2 separate regions of the Homo sapiens genome follow, and region 2 is linked to region 1. Evidence: read pairs that join two places in POLR2A ChIA-PET (ENCODE). Cell type or tissue: MCF 10A. All regions are shown on one strand. Each heading gives the region's core, and the rest is flanking DNA. Links, peaks and the distances in the headings are about the cores only. Region 1 overlaps INAVA (innate immunity activator). Region 2 overlaps CACNA1S (calcium voltage-gated channel subunit alpha1 S).

Region 1 (12,019 bases), core at 90-8,089:
TCTTGGGGCGCCTCTTGACAGAGAATGCACTGCACCCCACTAAGCCAAAGGCCATCCATGAAGCAAGTGGTTTTCTTCCAAAGACTCTAGTTTTGTCTTTTTGCATAACTTGATTCAAATTTTCTACCCTTGCCATGTTTCCTTGTGCTGGTAGATTATTATTGGTCACTGACAATAGGCAACTCACTTTTTCAATTGATGCACAGTTGATTCTCATTATCTGTGGTAGTTATGTTCTATAAAGTAAAATTGACGCAAATCCTGAATTAGCAAATACTGAACCCTTGCCCCTGGGGAAATATAGGGTTAGGTTCCCGTGAGCCTTTGGTCACGACATTTTGCATCAACTGATTAATATATAACCTTATGTTATGTGAGTTTCTGCTTAAGGACACCTTACTTAATATGGGTTGTTGATTCATTAACTCATGGCCAACAGCACTGTAACTCATACCCAGATGAAGCTTACCTAGCACACATATTTTCTCCACAAGGCACACCACAGCCTTTTCCCAGTATGCCTTAGGGAGGAACAGTAGACAGCACTTTGGCACTGTATTTGGGGGCATTTTAAACAGCAGAATCACTAATCAAAGCAAAAACACACACAGTACATAAATATGCCACAAAAAGGACACTGTGCACTTACAGCATGAGAACTGAAACATGAGGGCAGAACATGGCCTCGTTTAACCTCAGAACTTAAAGAGACTCAAATTTGTCACTTTTCTGCAGTGTCCAAGAATGACCATGAAAGCACTGTGTATATTGCTTTGGGGATTAAAAATAAAGTTTAGCAACTAGGAAAATTACAAATACTGAATCTGCAAATAATGAGAATTGACTGTATGTTACTTTCTAAGTCATCTGCTACTTGGTAATAGTTTAAATGGCTAAGCGTTGACAGGCAGTATTGGCCATACCATATGGGGACTGGGGCACCATGAAAGCACTGCTGAATTCTCCATCAGCTTAAATTGGCTGGTCAGGCAGCACTGAACTGGGGGCAGCTTGGGACAACTGCTCTCAAGTAAAGCAATGGATTTTGTTTAATTTTTAAATTTTTTTTGAGGCAGAGTCTTGCTCTGTCATCCAGCCTAGAGTATAGTGGCGCAATCTTTGCTCACTGCAACCTCCGCCTCTCAGGTTCAAGCGATTCTCCTGCCTCAGCCTCCTGAGTAGCTAGGATTACAGGCGTCCGCCACCACACAGCAATAGATTTTATATTTTACATGCTACGAGGGCCATTTTACAAACCATGCCTTTGTGCAAATTAGGAAAAGGCAGACACAGCCCCATACCTGGGTGCATTAGTAGAGTGAAGTGAAGGCTGGATTTCAGCCCCTGCCGGTCTTGGGCTGCAGGTAACTGCTCTGGGTACCACATGACAGCTTTTACACGTTCAAGTAAGGTACCTGGCAGTGCCTACCGAACAGATGCTGTGGATGATCTGCCACTGGACACGGTGTACCTAAGCTGAAAGTACTTAATGTAGTACTTTAAAAAAAGTAGTTAATGTAGTACTTTAAAAAAAGTAGTTAATGTAGTACTTTAAAAAAAGTACTTAATGTAGTACTTTAAAAAAGTACTTAATGTAGTACTTTAAAAAAAGTACTTAATGTAGTACTTTAAAAAAAGTACTTAATGTGCTACTTGATGTAGCACACTTTACACGAATCACAAGCTTGTGAATGCAGCAGGAACACTTTTGCACACAGGGAAGGAATGCGTTGGCACCCACGCAGCCCGGCAGAGGGTTTGTTGGTTTGCTTTGGGAGACTTGACCTAAGACCCTTGCACGAGGGCCATGCTTGGGCCTTGAGGTAGAGCAGGACTCACCTGTTTTAACTCCACCTCCCGCCCCAACCCCAGTGTGGAGTTTCTGCCCCCCACACTCAGAATGCCTCTCTTTCCCTCTTCAGGGTGGATTCCTTCCGGGCGGGTCCTGAGGGCCGAGGTCGCAGCGCCTTTCCCCGCCGCCGCCCCACTCACTACACGGTGACAGTGCCAGATTCCTGCTTTCCCGCGACCAAGCCCCCGCTGCCCCACGCCGCCTGCCACTCCTGCTCAGAAGACAGTGGCTCTGACGTCTCCAGCATCTCCCACCCCACTTCGCCGGGCAGCAGCAGCCCCGACATCTCCTTTCTGCAGCCTCTCTCCCCTCCCAAGACCCATCGTCACCGCGGGGCCTGGGTCCCAGCCGGCAGCAGAGAGCTGGTCGCCCACCACCCCAAGCTACTGCTGCCGCCTGGCTATTTCCCGGCGGGGCGGTACGTGGTGGTGGCTGAGAGCCCCCTGCCGCCTGGCGAGTGGGAGCTGCGCCGCGCAGCCCCGGGCCCTGCTTACGAGGAGGAGGGCACTCCCCTGCGCTACCAGCGTCTGGTGCCCTCCCGCAGCCGCATCGTGCGGACGCCCTCCCTGAAGGACAGCCCGGCAGGCCGGGGGCTCAGCAAGGCCGCCGTGTCCGAGGAGCTCAAGTGGTGGCACGAGCGTGCACGCCTCCGGAGCACCCGCCCCCACTCACTGGACCGCCAAGGAGCTTTCCGGGTCAGGAGCCTGCCCCTTGGGAGAGAGGGCTTCGGACGAGCCCTGGGACCCCGGGCACAGGTACGGCTGCTCTGGAGGGACCCCGGGGCCAGGCAGGAGGGCTGTTTTGTTGGGGAGGGGCTGCAATTCTAGTATGTCCAAGGGTACAGAGGCATCAAAGCAGCAACCTAGTGGCCGGGTAATCCCCGTCTAGGAAGAACAGGCCAAAAAATCATTTCCTCTTGGCTTTGGAAGGCACTCTTGGCTTCCCTGGGGCACCTCCTAATTTTGCCTGCCATGTCTAGCTCAAGAGCATATACACTGGTGGAGATGATCCCCGAAGATAGCTGAGACTTTTTCTCTCCCTAAATGATGATGCACAAAGCAGATAAGCCTCTTCATAATCAAAAGTCCAGTCCAAATCAGCCCCTCAGATTTCCATTTGAAGGTCTAGGACAAAGGGAGAGTAGGAAATGAGTTGCAGAAGCCAGAACCTGTGATTTTCTGGGCATCAGCATCCTCCCTGACACCCCTCCTCACCACCAAGCCGAGAAGAAGGGTGGCATCAGAGTTAAGAGCACCCACCCTCAAGCTAGACCACCAGGTTCAAATCCCAGTTCTGCCACTTACGAGCTGTATGATTGGGCAAGTTACTTAACCCCTTTGGACCTAGTGTTTCCTCCCCTGTGAAATGAGAGTAGTAGAGTACCTATCTCATAGGGCTGCCAAGAGGCTGAAATGATTAGAGCAATGCATGGTAAGCGCTAGATATGTGATATTATTATCATCTGGGGCCACAGAGGCCAGGGAGCAGGCTGGAGGGTAGTATATAGGATAGAGCACCCTGACACTGGGTAGGGTGGCAGCCTTGGTTTCCTTGGCCCCTATTTCTTCATTCTGGAAGTGGGGAGCCACACACAGGAATCCTTTCTTTATTCTTTCTCCCTGGTACGGAGGGCTCTGCAGGTGATGTGCTCCAGAAGTTACCAACAAGCTGCTTCTTTGAGACCCCAGATTCCCAGCAGACCCAGCTGCGTGTCCCTCCCCCACCCACGGTTCTTTGGACTGCAGCTGGCATCCTGGGCCTGGCAGCACCCTGGCCCCGGTCCGAGGCCGCGCCCTCCAGCTGACGTGCTTTTCCCTTTCTGCGCGCTTGGGCCTGTCCTTGGCTGGATAGACCCAGCCCATCCCAACGTGCCAGACAGGGAGGGTGATGAGAAGTGAGCCCAGGAAAGGTGGGGGAGGAGGAGGTCAGGGCGCCTGTCACACCCCAAAAGAACATGGAGGAAAATGTGTAAAGGGGGTCCCTGAAGAACAGAGAGCATCCTGGGAGGAAGGGGCTGAGTGCCAGGGCCTGCTGCTGCTGCTGCTTCTGCTGGTCAGTGTCCCTAAGGGATAAGGATGGTGTAACTGTGCCTGCTGTCCCCGCTTTTCTGCCTGGTTCATTTACCCACCTGTCCTTTCTTCCTGACCCTGGCAGGTGCCCACAGTTTGTGTGCTGCGGAGATCGCCTGATGGGGCCCCTGTGCAAGTCTTTGTACCTGAAAAAGGAGAGATCATCAGCCAGGTGTAACTCTGCGCCCCACGCTGGAAAAAACTGTTTCATAGAGGGGCTGGGCTGAGACCCCCCCACCCCTGAGTGCCTCTTTCAGCTCCCCCATCCCCATCGCAGGCCGATGACCTGGAGCTGAGACCTTTTATTATTTTTTTTTTACACGACTTTTTTCAGAAGCCCTGACCTAAGGATTTATATATGTGGATTGTCCTCAATACCCCTGTGATATGATTATGTTTTATCCCCCAGAGTTTGGCCTACTGGACTTAAGGCCTTGCCTGTCTGACTGACAGCCTCTATCTCCTTATATAAGACAAGTGGCAGGGGACGAGTGAAGCAGAGTGAGCCACCTTGGGAGTTCTCCAACGCTCTGTGCTCTGGTTCTAAGAAATTCCCTGGGGAACTGCCCCTGGCCCTCCTGTCCCACTATTGCTGGAGGCTGGACATGGTACATACTCATGCACATGACTCTCCCCCATTTCCCAGGTCTCTGGGTACCCCAGCCTGGGCTGGGGGAGAATCTCTTCCCCCTTTTCTAATGTGCTCTGTGATGCACACACCAAGTGGTAGGTCAAAGGTCAGTATATCCCGGTGGTGTATTGTCTTGCTAGACCCTGCTATTTTCCTGACCCCCTAAATCCTCTTTAGGGACCCAGTCACTATACCCTGTCTATGCCCTGTGGGCTCCCAGACCCCTGAGCTTTGAGTCAGTGGCATCACAGTTTGTAGCCTCAGGGGGTCTGGCTGGGGGCTGGTCCATGCTTGTGGTTAGTGGACAGCAGCCACCCTTTGACAGCTACCTCTGGGCATCTCAAGGGCTTGCAGCCCCACTGCTCCTTCTAACATTTTGTTTGTTTTTGAGATGGAGTCTCGCTCTGTCGCCCAGGCTGGAATGCTGTAGCAAGATTTCGGCTCACTGCAACCCCCGTCTCCCGGGTTCAAGCGAATCTCCTGCCTCAGCCTTCCGAGTAGCTGGGATTACAGGCAAGCACCACCATGCCTGCTAATTTTTTATTTTTAGTAGAGATGGGGTTTCATCATGTTGGCCAGGCTGGTCTCGAACTCCTGACCTCAAGTGATCCACCTGCCTTGGCCTTTCAAAGTGCTGGGATTACAGGCATGAGCCACCGCACCTGGCCCTTCTAACGTTTTTTCATCATAGTCCCAAAAACCAATACTTTACAAGTGGTTTTGGAAAGGCACCACTTTTGTGGCATGTTCTGGTTGGGAGAGGGAGTCACAGTTCCTACTCCCCCCACCAGCTATGCTTCTGCTCTGAGAAGGTGGTTATTTATACAAACATGGACATACTCACTCCCAAGGGCTGATGAGATGCTGAATTTTCTTTGGGGGCATTCATTAATTGTCCCAGCTGCAGCGACTGGAGCAAGTCTGGAAGCTGCCTGTGCTAAGACCACCCAGCTGTCCCTGGGTTCTCATCCTAGGGCCTTCTTTGCTTCCAGGTCAGGGGACCTGCTTCAATGAGAAAGCAACTGAATTGAGGCTAGGAGAGGTAGGGAGAGCTGAGTTCTGACTTCACCTGTGCAGAACTCTCTGCCCCCATGTTACCTGGACTGGAACAGACTGTGAATATAGCAGAAGGTTCCAAGAACTCTGGTGTCTGACCTAGAAGAGGCACAGTTCTCTCTACTGGAAAGAAAACGATGTAGCCGATTGCACAAGGGTGCCAAGGGAAGACCCAGGATGGCCCATCAAAGGAACCTGGGGGAGGATGCAGGAGGCTGAAGGGATGCACCTGGCATTTCTCTCACTGTGCTCTTACCGCATCAGCAACCCCCAACTTTTGGGCCTACTCTGCCCCCCATGCGTGAATACCCTGCTTGGATGCTGTGCTTTTCCGGTTTGTCTCTAAGCCCCTTTCTCCAGGGCATGTTGGTTTCCCTGGCCTCTCAGTGTCCTAACTGGAGCCCAGAGTGCCTTGTTCTGAGCCAGGAGACGGCTGAGCACTGGCCCTCCACACCTAAGCGTCCTTTACATTAACTTATTGGTCTTGTATAACACCTGGTGCCATTGCCAAGTGGCTGTGTCCTCAGCTACAGAGCTGGAATTGTGTGGGGTTTAGTGCTAAATACTTCAATAAAGTCTGTTTTTTGTGATTGGCTGAGCTGGGGATGAGGGATTTTTTATTTTTATTTATTTTTATTTTTTGGTGTGTGTGTGTGTGTGTGTGTGTGTGTGTGTGCGCGCGCGCGCGCGCCAGGTTTCCCCGAGCAGAGGCTGAGCCCGGCCCCCTGGGCTGCCCGCCAAGGTGGCCAAGTTGCCCGGCCCCTCCAGCTGGTCTGGCCAGGTCCCTGGGGAGCTGGTGTGATGGGTTGGGTGGTAGAGGGAGGCTCTCAGATTCTCTGCTTCCGGGGCAGGGTGGAAGCCAGCACAACCCCTGTCAAGGCTCCTTACAGCCTCTTCAGCTTGAGGAGCTGGCCTGTGGGAGTCACTTCCCCAAGGACAGGGCACTGGCCAGGCAGAGGGTAGAGATGGGTGGCTCAGCGCCTCCAAGCCATTCCTGGAGCTTTGACTGCCCGGAGCCCAGGCTCATGAGAAACAGCCCCTTCCCCATACCTGGAAGACTGGGACCCCTCCTTGGGGTGGTGAGGAGGCGGGGCTCTCCGCAGGCCCCTCCCCCATCGGCAAGAGTGCCCACAGCCCCTCCGCTGCCTGGGGTCCCACTGAGGCCAGGGGCGGGGAGCGCCACCTTGGACACTTCCGTGCTTGCCCTGCAGGGACCGCTCCAGGGCCCCGGAGCACAGCGCCCCCTGGAGAGGCTGTGCCCGGACCTGAGGCGCCGGCGTGTCAGGTAAAGGGGTCCCCCTTCCCGCCAGTTCCCTCCACAGCCAAGGAAGGGGCGGGGAAGGGCCCCGGCCCTCGCTGCCCAAGGGGCGCCTCCAGCCTTGCCTGGGTGCGGCCCTGGGGGCCGCGGGGATCTGTGGGCCTCAGGGGTCTGGGGCACTCCATTCTTGGGGAAGGTAGGGGAGGGGAGACGGCTCCAGGGTCTCTGGAGAAGTTGTGGGGTATCCTGATCTCAGACCTGAGCGCTTCGACCTATTATTTGTGGGGAATGGGGCGCTGGATTCTGTATTTTAGACGATGGTGAGTTAGGCCCGGGGAAAACAGGGTGAGCAAGTTCCCAGGGGATGACCTGTCCAAGGGGCAGCTCCCAACAACAGGACAGAGACCAGCTAAGAGGGGGGATACAAAAGAGACGGACACAGGGGCAGAGCAAGGCCCTTTAAGGCAGTGAGCGATGGGACGCGCCCGTTTGGGGACCCGAAGTGCAGGGCGGTGAGAGAACCAGGTTGCACAGCAGTTTCTTCCTGGTCCACCAGCAGGCTTCCCTGGGCCATGTCTGGGAGGGGCAGACATGTGGGGGCTCTTAGCTCCCCTACCATAGGGCAGAAGTAAGGTTATGAATTAGGGGGTGGGGACAGAAGCCTCTGGGAAGAGGGGACCTCGGGATTTTAGCAGCAAGACTCCCAGAGGCAATTTGGCCTGGAGGCAGAGGGATGGCCACTGTGACCTAGGAGCCCACCTGTGAGTCTGAGATTCTCTATGCTGGAAGATCCCAGAATGGAAGACTACTAGGCAAATCAGGAGGGACCAGGGCCCTTCAGAGGGTCCCGAATCTTCCCATGGGGAAGAAATGGGAAGCTGACCCTGGAACCCGGCACTGGCCCTACTCAACCAATTCCTTTTGTGGTAAATGGGCAGGGTCTGCCTCCTGCAGCTTCCCCCTGGAGTGAGTGCAGAGGCTGTATCCCTAGGAAGGAGTATCTTACACCAGGCCTGCCCACTGTTCTCATCGCAAGCTGCAGGCTGCTGCCCCAAGTGTACAGATGAATCCGAGTTCTAACAAGCGAAAACCAAACAGAGTAACCTTTGAACCATCGACATTACAAATCTCTTGGAAGTCCAGCTTACCGGGTGAGCAGTTGGTTCTGTCTCTCAATTAACTGTGGGTGCTCAGAAGTGGTGGTGATTGCACAAGCCCTCGCTTGAGGTGTACCTAATGGGCACACATCTGCCCACTTCTGGCTACCCCTGTCACAGCTCTAGTCTCTGCATGCCTGTGCTTTTTCAGGCCTGCCTCCCTGAGAAGCCTGGAGCTGAGCCAGGAACAAGACATTGCCTGAGACTTTCAGTGACACCTCCTCTAGCTGACAGCTGTTCAGGAGAGCCAGAACGCTCTCTCTCTCTCTCTCTCTCTCTCTCTCTCTCTCTCTCTATATATATATATATATATATATATATATATAATTTTTTTTTCTTTTGAGACATGGTCGCATTCTGTCACCCAGGCTAGAACGCAGTGGCACCATCATACCTCTCTGCAGAGGTATGACCTGGGCTCAAGCAGTCCTCCCACCTCAGCCTCCCAAGTAGCTGGGAGTACAGGTGCGTGCCACCATGTCCAGCTAATTTTTGGTTATTTGTAGAGATGAGGTCTCACTATGTTGCCCAGGCTGTTCTCGAACTCCTGGGCTTAAGTGATTCTCCTACTTTGGCCTACCAAAGTGCTAGGATTACAGGCATGAGCCACTGCACCCAGGCAGAGAAATCTTTAGATAACATCTACATGCCAACAATTCCCAAATTGGTATCTGCAGTCCAGATCTGCAGTTCTGGAATTCCAGGCTCTTACATCCGACTGCCTATTGATATCTCCACTTTGATGCCTAGTAGACATCTCAAAATTAATATATTCCAAACTGAACTCTTAACTTTATTCCCAACTGCAAATTTGTTCTGTTCCCCACATCAGTTAATGGGAACTCAATCTTTCCAGTGTCTCAAGGCCAAAATTCTTGACTTCTCTCTCTCATACTCACATCTAGCCATCAACTATTCCTATTGGTTCTACCCTCAACATGGATACAGAATCTGATCATTTGCATCTAACCACCTCCCTTGGTGTGAACCACCGTCTCACCTCTGTATTATTGTCATAACCTCCCAGTTGGTCTCTTGCTTCTGCCCACACCCCATGCCATTCTCCACCTCTACTCCTGATCTATTCTCAGCTGAACAGCCAGAGTGCTGTTGTTAATCAAAGTCAGACCACTTTTATTCAAAACCTGCCCAGGGCTCCTGTCCCCAGAGCCAATTGTCTTTACAATAAGCTACGAGTCCCTCATGATCTGCCCCATTACTGCTTTACCTTCACCTCCCACCACTCTTCCCTGCTCCTCCCATTCCAGACACCCAGGCTTCCTTGCTGTTCCTTGAGCTTTCCAGGCACGATCCTGCCTCTGGGCCTTCACACTTGCTGTTGCCTTGGCTTAGAATGCTTTCTTACCAGATATATAAATGGCTTGCCATTCACGTTCTTCAAGCCCACTTAAATTCAATGAGATTTTCTTTGACCTCTGTGTATATACAAACCCAAATGGGCAAATACAAAATAAAAATTCTTTTAGAAGGGTAGTTCCTATGAAGGAACTCCCTGGTGTGTAAGAAGCTCTGTGACAGCAAAGATTATTGTCTCTTTTGTTCCCTGATGTGTCTAGGAGAGTCCTTTTACATAGTAGGTGCTCAATAAATGTATGCTAAAGAATGCACTCATTGATTTCCTACTATATGCCAGGAAGCATTCTAATTTTTTTTCACATATTAATTTATTTAAATCCACAACAATAATAGATACTGTGATGATCATCCCCAGGTTAAGATGTCAGAACTGAAGCTTGGGGGATTTTAGTTTGCTCAAGGTCACTTCTTACATGTATTAAGACTCATTGTTCATTTAATCCTCAAATAATAACAGATAGTATCATCTTCCCTGTCATACAGATGGGGAAGGTAAAGTTGACAGAGTTTAATTTGCTGGAGATCACAGAGCTGATGAAGCAGAGGAGCTGAACTTGGAACTCATGCAGTTTGGTGCCAGGGTCATTGTGTGCAGCTCCCGTGCTTTGGGTCCAAGTCCTATTCTGAGAGGCTTTTCTTGCAGGGCAGTGTGAGAGGGCAGCAGCAACTTGAACTCAGGCCTGTGTCCCATGCTGCTTTGGAGCCCAGTGGTGTCACCAGCTCCTTCCTCTTGCTTTACCTTCTCCCGACTTCACTTGGGGCAAACAGGCTGTATTCCTGGCCTCAACCCTCAGGCTCAGAGAGGCATGCCCTGAAGGCTGTGCCAGTCTAGTTGGCAAAGAAGCCTCCCAGGCTGACTTGGGGTTTCAAGTCCATTCGCAATCAAAACTTTCAAAGTCAGTCTAGGACAGCCCTAGAAATTTGTGGCCACTGGGAGTGACTTAAAGGTCTCCTCCCAATTGTTTTTCCATCCCGGGCCATTGGGCCATACCTGATGCAGAAAGTCTTTTTTTTCTTTTCTTTCTTTCTTTCTTTTTTTTTTGGAGATGGAGTCTCACTCTGTTGCCCAGGCTGGAGTGCAGTAGTGCGATCTTGGCTCACTGCAACCTCTGCTTCCTGGGTTCAAGCGATTCTCCTGTTCTCCTGCCTCAGCCTCCTGAGTAGCTAGGACTACAGGTGCATGCCACCACACTCGGCTAATTTTTTATTTTTAGTAGAGATGGGGTTTAACCATGTTGGCCAGGCTGGTCTCGAACTCCTGACCTTGGGTGATCCACCCACCTCGGCCTCCCAAAGTGCTGGGATTACAGGCATGAGCCACTGCACCCGGCTGAAAATCTCTTATCTAATCCCCACATGATGGCCTTTCCACTTTGGCTTCCATTGGCCTAGAGAAGCTGGTTCTGGGGACCCTGGTAGCTTCTGGGCCTTCTTGGTGGGCAGGAAGGGAGGGGGAGGATGACTCTGGCTTCCTGTTCCATCTGGTGGAATCAGCTAAACTCCCCCAACTACATCCCTTTTCAGGATTGCGCCAATCAGAAAGAGAAGCCTATGAGTTCATAGTGGACTTTCTAGAAGAAGAACATATGGTAAGAAAGTTCTCTGGACCTTTGTGTGAACTGAGGCGGAAAGTAGAAAAAAATAAGAGGGCTTATGCCTCCTTGGGTTTTGAGTACCAGCCCTGGCTTGGAAGCCACCAGATACTCAGCCCATTGTTGCCTCGTGACTGGGCAGATCTTTGGTGGCTAGGCCACTGGACAGGGTGTCTAGGGCTTAGATCTTGCAGTTCCCTTCCTGTAGGAAGGATCTTTGTCAGAGATCCTTAGCCCCACTGTCCTCCAGAGCCCTACACAGGTGGCCAGACATTGGTGAGCAGCAGTCCTGGGGACAGGGACATTGCACTGAGAAAATCAAGTGAGCAATCCATCCTTTGGCCTAGTTGATGGGAATCTGGGCTGGGTGTGAGGAGCAGGGGTGGGGTGTAGGTCTCAGGTGCTGCCTGTGGGCAGAGCCTAAGGGCTGAAGCCCAGCTTATGGGCAGCAATCTGTGTATTGTGTCCTAGTCTGAGTTCACCAAGCTGAAGTTCCTGAGAGCTGTGGAAACCTTGAGTAGTGCTGTGCATGGCCAAGCAGACGGCAATATGGACGATTACTATCCCAAAGCCATCCTGGCCAAGAAAATTGAGGTGAGAAAGACCCAAGCTCTTCTGGGAGTTGGTCATTCAGGGATGAGGATGACAAGTCCCGGACCTGAGGGCTGGCATCTCTCTCTGAGGGGGGTTCTTGTTTTTTTTGTTGTTGTTGTTTGTTTGTTTCCTGGCCTTTCTAGATACTAATTCTTGAAGAATCCACTGAGATTTTGATGGGCAACATGCGTCAGCAAGCCATGCTCTGCATCGTGGCGCTGAGGTGCCTTTCCTGCTCTTACCCCCTCAGAGCGCCTGGGTCTCTTGTGCTCAGAACATTTGGGTTGGGAGGAAGGGCAAGGTTTGGGGACTTAAATTTTGGCCTGTGGGTGGCATAGCCCCCGTGTCTGCCACTTTATCTGCCTGCATCCTTGGGTGGAGGGGGTGTTCTCCAATTGTACTTTTGGAAGCCTATTAAGACGTCCAGTGAGGG
Region 2 (8,368 bases), core at 369-8,368, 140 kb after region 1:
CTTGGGCACAGGGCTCTGGGGCTGTTCAGCTGGGAGGCAGGGAAGAGGACGTGGGGCACCAGGCAGCGTGGTGAAGCCCACACTTGGGAGCAGTGGCAGGGATTTGCCCTGGGGTGTGGCTGCACCCAGGCCCACTGCCTGCCCTCTGGGACCTGCTGCACATCTCACAATCTCCTCAAGCTGCCACTGAGTCGAGGACCCTGGTGGCCCTCCTAGGGCTCCTCCCCTGGCGTCCTCCCAGTGCAAAGATTTCCCAAAGCTTGGCTGCTCTATTGCCACAAACTCAATGTGGCTACTCCCCATCACTCCCACCCTGCACACGGCTGTTCTAAGCCAGGCAAGCCTCTAATCTTGTGCCAGCCTTAGATACACGAAATACTCTGGAAGGGGAGAGCTGCCCCTGCTCTGCTTCCTGTGTCCTCAAAGGCCTTGTGCCCAATGAACTGTCACTAAGGTCCTTTGCCAGCGATCACAGTTCTCTCTGGACTGTGTTTCCATCTGCATAGAGGGTGCCAGAGAGAACCCGCACTCCATCTCCCAGGGCTCTGAGGAAGCCGCTATATCCATGCACACTTGACTGCAGAGCCTCTGCCCCCACCCGAGCCTAGCCTGGGTCCTCAGCAGGGCCTGCCCTGGGGAGGGAGCCCTGAGTGCTGATCCACCCCATGCAATCCACGCAGCCAGGCCCATGCATGCAAGTGGCAGGGCAGGAGCTGGTGAGCGTGCCAGGCAGGCTCGTGCAGCCTGAAATTACAACGTTCCCGCAGCCTCCACCCAGGCAATACAGTCCCCCGCTGGAGGCCAGGAAAGTCTGTGGAGAAAAGAGACGAAGGGAGGGGAAGGAGAGGAGAGAGAGGAGGAGGGACATGTGGGAGGGAGGTGAAGAGACGTGTCAGAAAGGACAGACACACAGAAGAGTTAAAGAGAAAAAGAGGCAGGGGCTAAAGACCCCACATGGCTGCCAATCAGGGGCGGGGTGGGTGGGAGTGAGGACTGAAGCTCTGTGGGAACTGTGAGGCAAGAGGTGGGGGACAAGGAAATAAGAAGGGGAGGGAAGGCTGGACACAGACAGATCCCTTCTCATTTTGGAGATGCAGCTACGGGTGGCAAGGGTTTGGGTTTTTCTTATGTGTTTGGGTTATGTGATGCTGGGGACGTCCCTAATGAAGGCGCATTGGAAGATGCCTGCTCATTGTAAATGGATTCACATCCATAGTGCCCTGAGGCCAGGGTCCGGGCCCCTGTGGAAGTCCCATCTCCCAGGGGCACAGCTCCTCTGGGGGAGTCTGAAATCCCCACAGCAGATGTTTCTCTGTCCAGGACTGGACCTGGGACCAAGGCTTCTATCTCAGTATTCGGGCTCTTGAAGAGCAGGTGGGTAGGTGTGTGGGAGCAATTTCTTCCTGTTTACTCCCTTGGGCCACACTTCATGAGAAGCCCTTGTTCTGCAGCCCTGGGTCAAAAGAAGTCATTGTTTTATCTTCCAATTATCCACAGGTAGACTGATCCCTGGCATACTGGTCTTCTCATTAAACAACAGATTTTCCCTGGGGCAGATTTTCCCTGGACCACTGGTTCTCCACCCTGGCTGTATGTCAGAATCACCTGAAGAACTCGAAAAACACATATACCTTTGCTGGGTCTGCACTTAGGTCAATTAAGTCAGCTTCTAGGGGATGGGGCCTGGCTTCAGAAGTTTAAATGCACCCCAGGTGATTCTCATATGCAAGCAAGGATGACGACCAGTGTTCTATACCTGTGCTATCCAATATGGTAGCCATTAGCCACATGTGACTATTTGAATTACAATGAAAATTGAATAAAACCAGAAATTTGGTTCCTCAGTTCCTCTAGCCACCTTTCCAGTGACAAGTAGACATGTGTGGCTAGTGGCTACTCTATTGGACAGGGCAGACCATTTCTGTCCTTGCAGAAAGTTCTAACCAATGTGCTCCCCTAGTCCTTTCCCTGGTTTGTACATCAGGTATGTAAATCAATCTTCACGTGACTTTAAGCAAACACTACTGGTAAGGGACATCTGCTAAAAATCAAATAAAAACCAGTGACACCCTCCTGGCCTCCACCACCAAAGACACTGTTTTGATATATCCAGGCTTCCGCTACACAGACCTCAGATTTTAAGAAGTAACTATTTTTAGTTTGGGCTGTTTATTTTGGCTGTTTAGATTTCTCTGTTCTGGCTGTGCTGGTGAGAAGTGCTGCTGTCAAACCATGGAGGCTTTTGGGATACTATTTCCCAGCAAAAACTGAGTGTGGATGGAAATACACAACACACACACACAGACAGACAGACAGACAGACACACACACACACACACACACACACACACACACACTGGTTTTGCTCAGAGCCCACCCTGCCCCTCGCTAGCTCAGCGCCCCCAGGGGATCTGAGCAGATGGGGTTGTCTGTCACCGTCTGTTCTGTGCATGGAGGGTGAACAGGGTTCCCACCCTGGCCCTCCCCTAGCACATCAGACAGACGATGTGACAGCCAAGTCCCTACTCCCTGCCAGAGCTCAGCCTCAGCTGAGGGCTCCTTCCTCAGAGACTCCAGACTTTTCCTCAGCCATTCCTCTCACCCACACCCCACCTCAGGCATCCCCAGTGCTGATCCTTCCACCCCTATACCCAACTCACCCTAAGGTTCACCCCACAGGCTGGCACAGCCTAAGGGCTTTCTGTTGAGCAGTGGGCAGTTCAGAAGAAAGCCCTATGCATGGGTGAGCCCCTAGCTTTGGGACCAGTCCCCTGCTGGGATCCCTCGTGGTCAGATCAGCCAGCCCTTGGGTGACATCCCACCATGGCTCAGAAAGAAGAATGCTCATCTTTCTCTCTTTTCCACTGTGTCCCTCCCAGGATGCCACTTGGGCAACTGTTTTTTGATTTTGGCCTCTGACTCTCGGATCTTCTCCACCCTCCTTCGTTGCAGCAACCTTCAGCTACAGACCCCTGGCAAGGCAGCCTCTGGAGGGATCGGCTTCTAAGGTCTTGAATGTGGACCTCTCTGGCTGGAACTGCCTCCCTGCTCCTTTCATCCCCTTCATAAGGCAGGTCCTGCTGCTGTTTCTCATTCCACCTCCAAACCCTCATCCCCTTGGTCCAGATTCTGGGAGCCTTCCTGTCAGCTCAACCTTCAAAATAGATCCAGACACTGATCCCTTCTCACAGCCTCCACAGCCAGCCCCGGCCCCCATCGCCTCTCACCTGGATCACTGCGGGAACCCCCTGACTGCTCTCGCTGGGTCAGCCCTCTTGTCCCCTACAGTTTAGTTTGTTCGCAACACAGCAGCCACAGTGATTGTTTTAGAACTAAAGTCTGTTCACACTTAAACCCTCCAAAGGGTTCTCATCTCCCTCAGAATAAAATCCAAGATCATAACCATGGCCTTCAAGGGCCTAGATGATCTGGCCCCTGCCTTCTCTCTCTTACCTCATCTCCACCACTCTCTCCTCCAGCTACAAGGGCCTCCTGCTCTTCCTCAAACTCAGCAAGCACCATCCTGCTGCAGGGCCTTTGCACTGCTGTCGTGTTCTGCCAACACTCTGGCCCCCGTTCTGGCATGGCTCATGCCCTTGCTTTCTTCAGGCCTCTGCTCCAGTGTCATATGGACACCACCCTCCCATTCTCTTCCACTCTAAGCCTCTAACTCCCTTTATGTTTCTGTATAATACTATGTACTTGTCATACCTGTCATATTAGAGATTGATTTATTTATTGCCAGTTTGTTCCACAATTTTGTTCACTGCTGTATCTCAGGCAGCAAGAATCATGCCTGGCACATGGGAGGTACTCAGTACATATTTGAGAAATAAATGAGTGAGTCTTCTAACTGGGTCTCTTAATTTTAGTCATCCTCACTTCCTGTTGCTCATCTCCAGGTTAGCTTTTTAGAAGCAGGGCTCTAAGGGCTCAGCGCGGTGGCTCACACCTGTAATCCCAGCACTTTGGGAGGCTGAGGCAGGTGGATCACTTGAGCCCAGGACTTGGAGACCAGCCTGGGCAACACGAGGAGACTCCATCTCTATATTTCAAAAACATATTTTTTAAAAAAGAAGTAGGACTCTAATCCTCCCACTGCCCTGTTTAAAAACCTTTAGTGACTTCCCACTGCCTGCTCCATAAAGCTGAAGCCCACTCTCACCGCTTAGCTCTCCAGCCTTGCCCTCTCTGTTCTCTTCTCTGCATGTTCTTATGCTTCCAATAAACTGGACCACTCAGCATGCCCTGAACCTTCTTTGCATTTCCTGCGCTGTGCCTCTCCTACAGTAGCCCTGCCTGAGGTGCTTGCTCTCCTCTCCAGCTCCAGTCACCACCTCCCTTTCCTTCAGGCAGATGGCACCACCTCCATGAAGCCTTCTCTGACCACCCCACCCAGAGACGACTTTCCTTTCCGTTACAGCTCTTGCCTTTGATAGTGTAGTAGGTACACCCATTGTGTCCCCCTGGTATCTGAGTTACCTCTCTGCCCAGCAGGATGATAGTTCCTTGAGGGCAGAAGCCGTGACTTGTCATTCCATCTTTTTAACCCCTGGGGTTCCATGTTGTACACACAGTGGGCACCCCACAAATATCTGTGGATTGAACACATGCTCTTGGGCCCACCCTAGTGATGGCTCTGCCTGCCTGATACTCACGTCGATCTCACTGAGGATGACATCAATGATGCTGCCAATGACAATCAGGAAGTCAAACACATTCCAGGGGTCTCCAAAGTAGCCCTGGGAAGGAAAAGGATGGGAAAGCGAGGGGGTGAGCTTTGGGAGGAAGGAGCTCTGGCTGCTGGCAGAGGACAGTGTCCCACCCGAGCTAATGCGGAGCTGCGGGTTAGGCCAAGGTGGGGTGCCCATGACTCCACCTCCCACTGGTGCTCCAGTGGGCTCCCCCAACTCCAACACTCCTCTCCCCTTTGCTCTTTAGTTCCCTTCCTCCAGAGCAGAAAGTAGTGGTGGGGGGGAGGGGAGAATTGTTGGGAACTCAGGATTTGGGGTCCTGGTCCAGATAGAGATCTCTTTCATCCCCTGAACCCCACTGAACATCCTATCTGGGGCTTGACAGTGCGGAACTGACAGGGCTGTGCTGGGAACCATGGCAATGGACTTGAGAACGAAAGAGACAAGGCAAGATTTTCCCCCAGCCCTGGGACTGTTCTTCAGAAACTTCAGAGCAGGCGAGAATGTAAGAGAAGCTCCAAGGAAGAGGCGCCCAGAGTCTTTCTGTCATTGTCAATTCTGGCTGCATGAAGATCTGCCTGCCCTGTGTCTGAAGGTGGAAGTGGGCAAAGGGGTGAGCAAGTTGGGAGCAGAAGTGCTGGGCAAAGGAGCCCTGATAGGATGAGGGATGGGGGTGGATGTTCCACTGGAAGGTCCCACCCACCAGCCCCAGCTTCTCATCTGGCCCGGTGGCCCCCACACTCACCCTGGCCTTGAAGGCCATGAGCTTGAGGATCATCTCCAGGGTGAAGATGATAGTGAAGGCCACATTGAGGATGTCTGAGATGTGGTTCATCTGCTCCGACTGGTTGTAGTGCTGTGGAGGGGACACAGGAGCAGTGGGTCAGGGGGGCCGGGTTTGCCCACCCTGTAGATTGCATTCCCAGAGCCCCTGCCTCTTCCTGGGAAGCCCCCAACCCTTTCTTGGGCCCCCTGCTCACTTTGTTTTAGCTCAGAAAACTAGAAGCTGCTTTAGCAATCCCCTGAGTTCCGCCAAATTTTATGAACACCCTCCCCCTACCCCACCACCACAAAAGAGATAACACAGAAGGGGAGGGGCTCCAATTCCAAGTCCTGCTGAGTGCGTTCATTTACATGCAGGGCTGCAAGGCCAAAGCTCATTTACATATCTGCTTTGGGAGGACCAGGATGGCAGGTCGTCCAGGCAGGGCTCTGTAACAGGTTCTGTTTAGTCATTTGGGTACAGGACTGGGAAAGAAGACCCCTGGATTCCATAGTCCATGTTATCACTGGCTACTAGTGGGAAACTGAGAGCTCACCAAGCTTACTGTGTCTGCACACCACCCCCAGTGATTATGAGGCATGATGGTGAGGCCCCTGTCACCTACCACTATGACCCTCCTTAAATCTACTTCCTTGTAAGTTTTCCCAGGGATCTCTTACCCTTTTATTAGAAAGTGGATGAAATTCTACCTCTTCCACAAAACCTTCCAGGTAGTTTGGGAGGATCTGATGGCTGCCTCCACCCTGCCCTGCCTTGGCAGGACTGCCCAATTCTGCTGCCTGACTCAGCCCCAAACACAAGCCAGTGCTGATGATCCTCTGCGACCTGGGCCTCCTGGCTCAGTGATTGTCTTTCCATATCACCATGACCTAGCAGTGTGTGTTCTTATCATTGGGTGTGTCTTGGGCTTCTAGGAGCAGGGAGCCTAGTTACACCATCCTATTTATACAGGGCTTAAGGAATCAGATGCTTAATCGAGGCTTGATAACGATGCTGCTAATTATGATATTGTCTATAAAGGGTGCTCAACTCCCAAGAGAGACATCTGTTTTGCAAATACTAAACCCATTTTTCTTGGGACCAGAGCCAAGATTCCAGCCAACTCAACCATCCAGATTTGCAACAGCAGAAGAAAAACAGAGAAAGCACTTTCTACTTCCCACACTTTCTCCTCCTTCTGTGGTAGCTATCTCCTGTTTGCAGAATTACCGTACTATTTTTATGCTTGAATTACCTCCTTAATAAACCATAAGTGCCTGGTGACAAGGCCTGTGCGCAGTTCACTTCTGTATTCCATGTAGCACCTCAGCACACAGTGCACAAGAAATGTCTACTGGGGGGAATCCTGGCTATCCTGCCCTACTCATCCTGCCCTACCCAAGGCCCAGGTCCCAGTCTGATCAGACATTTTTCTCCTGGGGAGCCCTTACCTGCATGCCGAGGCAGATGGTGTTGAGCATGATGAGGGCAAACATCAGGTATTCAAAGTAGGAGGAGGTGACAATGTACCACACCTGGTACTGGTATGGGTTTTTGGGAATGTAGCACCTCAGTGGGCGGGCCTTCAGGGCATACTGTACACATTGGCGCTGTGACACATACAACAGGACAGGTCAGCACCAAGAGGCCCCTCCCTCCCTCTCCACACCCACATCCATGGGATTGACGGGCAAGTCAGGAGCAGCTGTGGCCAGGGGCTGTGGCTGAGGACTGTGAACTGTTTAGGGGAATAATCCTGTTGGGCTTTGGGTTCCCCTTGAGTTATCACAGCCCATTCCCATGGGTGCTATAGACTAGACTGTGGGTCTGAAGGGCTTCCTTTCTCTGGGCATCATGAGGTTCCACAAGAAGACCCACTCTACCAACTTGTATTGCTTCAGTTTGGAGATAGGGTAGGGTGCATGGAGGCTAGGGCTTGGCATCAAATGCAGGTTCTGGGGTCACCCTTAGGCCTCTCTTCCCTGGCTGAACCTAGGGCTTGGGCCAGCAGGAGGCCTGCTGGAGCTCTGCCCTCCACCTCTGGCAGGCAGCCCAGGCACCTGGTTCTTGTCCAGCTCACAGTTCTTGTACTCAGTCTCTCCCTGCTCCTGGAAGGTGACAATGACGAAGCCCACAAAGATGTTCATCATGAAGAAGGCAATGAGGATGATGTAGATGATGAAGAAGATGGCCATCTCCACACGGTTGTTGTAGATGGGACCCACGTCCTCCGCATTGGAGTCTATGGCCTTGTACAGCAGCCTGGGGGTGGGCAGAGAAGAGAGGACAGACTGGGTGGGGTGACAAGGCAGAGAGTCAGGCTGGGAAGGATGGGCTTTATCCCACTGGCTGTGGAGAGCCAAGAGAGCCTTCTCAACAATCAAGTTACGGGACAGGAGTTAGGTCGGCGCCAGGAAAGACCAGACCCAATCCTGGAATGGCCCTGCCTTTCAAGAGGTTGCCCCATCTATCCCTAATCAATCAGTATTAACAATCTGCCCTGTGGGCAGAGAGGCATACACCTATGGGGGACTGCGTGCATTTTGTCAGAGACCCCTGGTCAGGCCTACTTTGGAGTGACCAGTCAACATACCATCAAACCATCAGAGAGTTGGTGGGTTTGTTGGACGCCTGCCACAGGTAGCAGTAGCACCGTGGGGGCTGCAGAAGGGCAGGCTGGCTGCCTGGTCCTACCTGACCATGTCCATGAGGGACCTAGGCCCCAGCCATCACTCACTGAGGCCATCCCTCGAAGGTGGAGACCGTGAAGAGGGACATCATGGCTGAGAGCACATTGTCGAAGTGGAAGTCGCTGTGTACCCACTCGCGGTGACGCAGCTCTATCTGCATGGGGTCCCCGTCCTTGTACACGTAGTAGTAGCCCCTGTGGCAGGGAGGCCCAGTCACTCCAC

Evidence for each region. Peaks named below come from ENCODE experiments on the same cell type or tissue, not always from the same donor. Only the 100,000 strongest peaks of a DNase experiment are listed, where the experiment ranks them.
Region 2: POLR2A ChIA-PET joins it to region 1 with 5 read pairs; 2 of 35 experiments call an interaction of 5 or more read pairs at or near these places.

The regions. Positions count from the first base shown.
Region 1 is chr1:200,909,531-200,921,549 of GRCh38, forward strand. INAVA (innate immunity activator) reads left to right here. Exons shown (of 10, transcript NM_001142569.3): 9 at 1,923-2,607; 10 at 4,007-6,212. The coding sequence ends at 4,099. Among named protein-coding and RNA genes, the nearest start is that of INAVA, 21 kb to the left of the region's middle. In MCF 10A, for the core only: a CTCF peak has its summit at 6,842 (motif pointing left); a DNase peak (open chromatin) is centred at 3,691.
Region 2 is chr1:201,053,751-201,062,118 of GRCh38, forward strand. It overlaps CACNA1S (calcium voltage-gated channel subunit alpha1 S), which reads right to left. Exons shown (of 44, transcript NM_000069.3): 24 at 8,194-8,340; 25 at 7,517-7,718; 26 at 6,908-7,066; 27 at 5,439-5,549; 28 at 4,658-4,741; 29 at 755-811. Among named protein-coding and RNA genes, the nearest start is that of KIF21B, 34 kb to the left of the region's middle. RefSeq lists enhancers at 1-224, 3,738-3,857, 5,187-5,940 and a silencer at 5,352-5,558. In MCF 10A, for the core only: no CTCF peak of the experiment used is centred there; no DNase peak of the experiment used is centred there.